2 separate regions of the Mus musculus genome follow, and region 2 is linked to region 1. The links are chromatin loops, found by intact Hi-C in ENCODE. Cell type or tissue: left cerebral cortex. All regions are shown on one strand. Links, peaks and the distances in the headings refer to the core of each region. The heading gives the core; the rest is flanking DNA.

Evidence for each region. A loop is a pair of places that touch in the nucleus more often than their neighbours do. Peaks named below come from ENCODE experiments on the same cell type or tissue, not always from the same donor. Only the 100,000 strongest peaks of a DNase experiment are listed, where the experiment ranks them.
Region 2: it touches region 1 in a loop (3-fold over the local background); 3 of 42 quality-filtered maps call a loop at or near these places.

The regions. Positions count from the first base shown.
Region 1 is chr1:189,959,154-189,962,065 of GRCm38, forward strand. No RefSeq gene overlaps it. Among named protein-coding and RNA genes, the nearest start is that of Smyd2, 38 kb to the left of the region's middle. In left cerebral cortex, for the core only: no CTCF peak of the experiment used is centred there; a DNase peak (open chromatin) is centred at 1,453.
Region 2 is chr1:189,815,949-189,818,860 of GRCm38, forward strand. All of the region lies in intron 3 of Ptpn14 (protein tyrosine phosphatase, non-receptor type 14), which reads left to right. Among named protein-coding and RNA genes, the nearest start is that of Gm26574, 21 kb to the right of the region's middle. In left cerebral cortex, for the core only: no CTCF peak of the experiment used is centred there; DNase peaks (open chromatin) are centred at 1,427 and 2,089; H3K27ac peaks cover 479 bases.

The DNA.
Region 1 (2,912 bases), core at 264-2,763:
TCCCCCGATAAGAATGAGTCACCAGGAAGCTAGCAACTTGCTCGGGGGCTCATGTCTGAAAAGTCCAGTGATTTGGAAATATAAATGAGGGCTGTCACTCTGAGGTGGGAAGGTTTTACCTGAGTAGTCTCTGCCGCCATTTGTCTCCAGGGATATTTTTCTCTACGGTTTCTCCCAAGGGGTCCAGGCTGAATCTTTGCTGGAAGAAAGGTCCATTGCTGGGGCCACCTGAGAAAACAGGTCCCATAACGGAACAGATAAGCAAAGCTGTTGACCCGAAGATCCACCACCACTGTTAATGGTGAAGATTTCAACTCAGTTCTTTCCTTCAGGGAGAGTTCATTGAGAAGAAGACAGGCAGTGAGAGCAGAGAGTTATTCAGCAAATTAAAGCAAAGGACCAATATATTCTAGAGGGAGGTTGGGGCAGGGTAGCCCAAAGTCAGAGCTAGCCCCCTACTGGGTACTGCATTGTGCTTTTAAAATTCATTTGTATAGATATTTATTAAGTTGTTAGAATTCATATGGAGATAAGGTAACTTCTTTTTCTTGCCAAATCCTGGTAGACCAGGTCTCCCTTTCAGGGTATTTCTTCCCAGAGCCTACTGGAAGGCCTATAAGAGTGGTCAGAGCCACAGTGTGAGTGATCCTACGTTGTCCGTGTTGTTGGGTTGCCAGTCACCATGTGTACTCTCGTGCTTTTCCTTTGGGAGCCCTTTCTGCATTTAAGCCAGTTTCCTCCTGAATCTGTGTGTTTGCTAAAAGAGGGACATGTCACATACCCAGTCAGCTGTGTGTTTTAAAGGACTTACATCATTGAATCTGTATTCAGGAACTATCATTTGAACTTTGAACACCGTCTTTGTTTATTTAACGTGATTAACTCCTTGCCTCCGTTTGTCTGTGCACTGCATGCCTTCTTGGGGTGTCATCTGTAAGAGCAGCAAATGCTCTTAACCACTGAGACATTTCCCCGTCAACCCCTCCCCCAGTTTTTGACAGAAGTCCTCACTAACTATCAAACATATTACAGACTGGCCTCTAACGTATTACATATGTTTGACTGTCTTTAAATTCGATGTATAGACCAGACTGGCCTTGAATTCACAATGCTCCTGCCTTCTCTTCAGTGTTGAAATTACAGGCATGAGTCATCCTGCCCAACTATTTTTCTTTATTTATGATTTTTGCATCAACTACAGACCTTCACATTTCCTAGACTCTGAAGTTAAGAGAGTCTGTATTTTAAATTGTCTGAGTTCACACCTCCAGCTTAAAGCAAGAACGTAGGAGTAACTTGGTCTTGCAGATGGCTTTTCAAGGGAACAGGCTGCCTCTGCAACTCCTGTGGATTCCCCCCCAACCCCCCCGGAGCCATGCTTAGCACTGGGCAGGTGTTGGGCGAGCACCCTTGGCTGTGAACAAGTGCTAAGATGTCCCAGCTTTGTTTATCCTCACTGATGTGTTCTGGGAGCTCCGCTGCCAAAAAATCCAGTCATGTAAAGGTCCTATAATTAGACCTCCACATTACACCACCAGGCACTCTGTGTCCCCACTCTCAGTGTGTCCCCACAATGACGTGCTACCAGTTGCCAGTCTTGCTGGGGCCTAAACTCAGCCAATGATGATGTTAAGTTCACTCTATTTTTACTCCCAGCAGAGGAAAATCCAGTTTCCCTGGAGCCAATCACAGGGTTGTCATTCAGTCACTCGAGCCTGAGCTCTGTCCTCCTCCCCCTCATTTTGTAAGTAGTATGTTGGAAGTTAAATACTAGCATGAAGAAGTCTGTTTGTAAAGTCAAGCAAAAGCAATCTGCGTCGTCAGAATGGGGGGCGAAGTCGCCTCTCACTGCCGAGGACTCCTGATGTCAGGAATCACGGTCTAAAAAAATGTCCGTCTCCTGCTTCATCTTCACAGAATGACAAGGCTTTTATATTATATTATTTCACCATTTTAAAGATGAGAGAGTTAAGTTCATAGAGAGGTTGTAATTTTCTCAATGTCCTAGCAATGGTGCTGAATAAAACGTACAGAGACTATGCACTAGGGCTAGGCCATGCACAGTAGATCAAAACCAAAATGGAGTCACTTATGCTGAAGGAGGGAAGGAGGGAAGGAGGGAAAGAGGGAAGGAGGGAAAGAGGGAAGGAGGGAAGGAGGGAAGGAGGGAAGGAGGGAAGGAGGGAAGGAGGGAAGGAGGGAAGGAGGGAAGGAGGGAAGGAGGGAAAAAGGGAGGGAGGGAGGGAGAAGGAAAGGAGGGAGAGGGGGAGGGGGAGGGGGAGAGGGAAAGAGAATGAGCAGCGGGGCAATGGAGCAAATCCTCAGACTGGCCAGTCTCCCCTTAGTATCCTTAGGTGACTTTCAATGAACATCGAGGGTCCTCAGTCTGTGTGTGTGTGTCAGTCACCTTTCTTGCCACCTCAATGCTACACTGTGTGCACAGCTGACCTTGCTGTGTCTTTGGAGTCACGCCTATCTCACTGGTCATGGCTTCTGTTACACAGATGAAACCTGAATGGTCTTCTAGAAAATGGAGATTGTTCTGTCTGTGGTATTTCTCTGTATCACGCTGGAAACTACACACAGTTCATAATACTCAGAGCTTTCACCTTCACTTCCTGTTTCTCTTTTATAAGGATTATTTAATGTAATATCTGTGAGTGTGTGTGTGTGTGTGTGTGACTATGTGCGTTCATTCTCTCTCCCTTTCTCTCTCTCTTTGTCTCTGTCTTTGTTTCTCTCTCAGTCTCTGTGTATCTGTATTTCTTTCTCCCTTTCTCTCTCCCTTTCCTCCCCCCTCTCTCTTTCTCTCTCTCTCTGTGTCTCTATCTCTCTGTGTGTGCATATGTCTTTGTGCCAGTGCACAGGCAGAAGCTGGAGAAGGCATCGGCTCTTTGGAGCTTGTGTTACTG
Region 2 (2,912 bases), core at 112-2,611, 140 kb before region 1:
CCACCATCCTGGGAGAAGGTTCTAGTAAATTCCGGAAAGGGGCTTTCTGATACTGCTAGTTGCAAAGAAAGGTTTCTGTCCAGGAGGTGTCGTTTTAAACCTTACCCTGCTCTTAGTCATTAAGACAGCTGATGTCCTTTTCGCACTCTGATCCTCCATGCTTACGGGAAGGCCTCAAAGACCGAATGGAAAGATGTACTACAAATTGTGACATTTATATTGGCTCTTCAGATGAGGGGCATTGTTGGCTGAGCTGGATTTGAGCTACGGAGGAAGGATGAACGGAAAGGAACACATAGCGACACTGAGAATGTAGACCAGCGGTCACAGCTCAGAGTATTGCTACCCATCTGGCTTCAGGCAGCAAAAAACAGACCTGGAGAGTTCCTAGCCATGGAAGAAGCACACCCTGAGTGCATCCCCAGGCTAGCCTCACTGATTGTGCATCCTAAGTACATTCCCAGGCTAGCCTCACTGACGTTGAGGCACACAACTTCTCCTCGTGGAGAAGGGCCAGCTTCTGCAAGCCTTTCTCAGAAGCATGGGCCACACACAGCTCTGTTAGTGATATTTTCAGTTTCATTTTTACTTGGGGATTTCATGGAAAAGGAGGGCTCTTCCTTTTTATGTCCGTGGTTGGCCCTGCTTGGAGGTGATGCTATCTGGCTTTTCCATTAAGAAGCAATGTCACCTTGGACAAGTCAGTCTCTCAGAACAGTTTCCTGCTGTCCACATGGAGGTGTTAGGCATGGATGTTAAACTCTCAACTGACTTTCTTGTTTAGAATTAACTATCCAGCATCGGTTCAAGGCCCCCAAATCCGTAATGCGCTCATGATCAGAGGACTGTGCCCCGCACTGATCAGTGGACTGTACCCAATACTGACTTGCAGAGTCAACTTTGAGATATAGGAGCAACACAAGTCCCTTCTTGCACACTGAAGATTTCAGGACAGAGGGAAATAGGAACCACATGGGCTCTGAAGATGTTTGCTAGAGAGTTGCGGCCATTTGTAGTCACACTCCGTGAGCCCAACACTGTTACCAGAAAATGAGGTCATCTAGTGTTGGGGGTGGGTCCTCCAAACAAGCATCTATATACAGTACCTTAACTGTGCTCCACTCCCCTGCCTCCATCCTGTGGGCATGCTGGTGTACTTGCAAGGCAGTCAGGACAAATCCAGGTCTGAAAGCTTAGCCATCGTGATGGGCTCTTCCCAACTTGGGGATCCTCTGCTGCCCTAGACTTGGAATGAAGGATTCAGTTGGGGGAGGGGTGGGAAACATACTCTCAAAGCTACGTGTCCTCAGCCTTTGAGTTCCTGGCGCCTTTCTCGTGGTTCTGCGGTGAGGCAGGCCCTGCTTTGTAGGCTACCACAGGCGTTCCTCAACCAGAAGGGACAACCCTGCAAGTACAACACACAGACCGGATGTTCAGGTTCCTCACATGTGAATTAAAATGGAACTGAGGGGACCTAGCCAAACATCTTGAATGTAATACTATGCTGTGTAGTTTCTTAGGGACGTCTCCATACCTCTGTCAGAATACTGAGCGCTTCCTTGGCTTGGCCAAGTTTAGCGTTTAAAAATAAACACAAACTTCAGTTCAAAATCCTGGAGGAAGAAGGAAGTTGGAAAAGTTGTTCATGCCGTAGAATATGGACATTCAGGATGGAGGACCTCCCCTCACCCCACCCCCAGCCTACCTCAGAGCATCTGTCAGCTCCCAGTTACCATGTTTAGCCAAAGCAATTGTTGGGACCCTTGTCTGCATCACACAGGGAAACTACCATTTCCTCGATGAATGAATTTTTGCTTTAGGCTAAAATCAAGATGAAAAACGAGATGAGAAAATTTACTTTGATTTAACGTGTAGAATTATCACCCGATTCTTACAGGGAGAGCTGGCCTGTAACCTAAGACTAGCCCCTGGGTCTCCACAGCCAGATGGGATGCCTCGAGGACGTTTGAGTATGAAGAATGTTTTAGCATTTTCTGTGCAAGCTTAGATTCAAAGCGGACCTCTTTGGAAACTTGGCTGTGCTTCATTTCCTGGCATGACGATTGGCTGGCTGGATTTTTCCTTTCCACCCACAGTGCTGACAGGGTGGAGTGTACTTCCATGAAATTGTATGTTTCTAAAATAGGACCCACAGTTTTACTTTACTGCAGTTAGAAGAGTTGTATCTCTAACCAAAACAGAGAGGAGCCCAACAATTCTAAAAACAGAACGCCAGCTCTGCTCTCGGATCCTGCAGGGCGCCATTTTTATATTTTACAAAGGGGCTTTCAGTGGGAAAATAAAGCTAGCACATAATTTCTAAAGTAGTTCAAATTTTGTTCTTTTTTTTCCTGCAGTCTTACTAGTAACTGTCGCCAAAGTCTCGTGTGGTGACTACACATATCAGTGCCCAGAGGTCTTTGTATTCTGGATGGCTTCCAGGTAGAACATACTACATCCCCGACACTGTATCCAAGCACAGGCATATGCCAGCCTACACAGGCATGAGGAGCGTCCAGTGTCCTCACTGTAGAGTTGGAGTCATTGTTTCCTGTCACAGGATGGTCTGAATTGGAGCTGACATGTATGTGGGCTGGGATGTGGCCCAGTAGGTAGAGAGTTTCCCTAACATGAAGCGGCCCTGGGATCGGTCCTCAGCAGTACGTATCAGGCACAGTGGCTCACGCCTCTAGAAGGCAAAGACAGGACGAACAGGGCTTCGAGGTCATCCTTGCTCACATAGGGAGTTGGAGGCCATCCTGGCATCCGTGAGACCCTGTCTGGAAAACGGCAGCAACAAAGAGCTGGATGTCGCTGAATAGCAAGCCTTGGGCTCAGGAGAAATAGAGTTGCTGGTTAGCTGGATCGAGTGGATTTCTTGGTAACTGATCCGGTCCCCAAAAGAATCTACT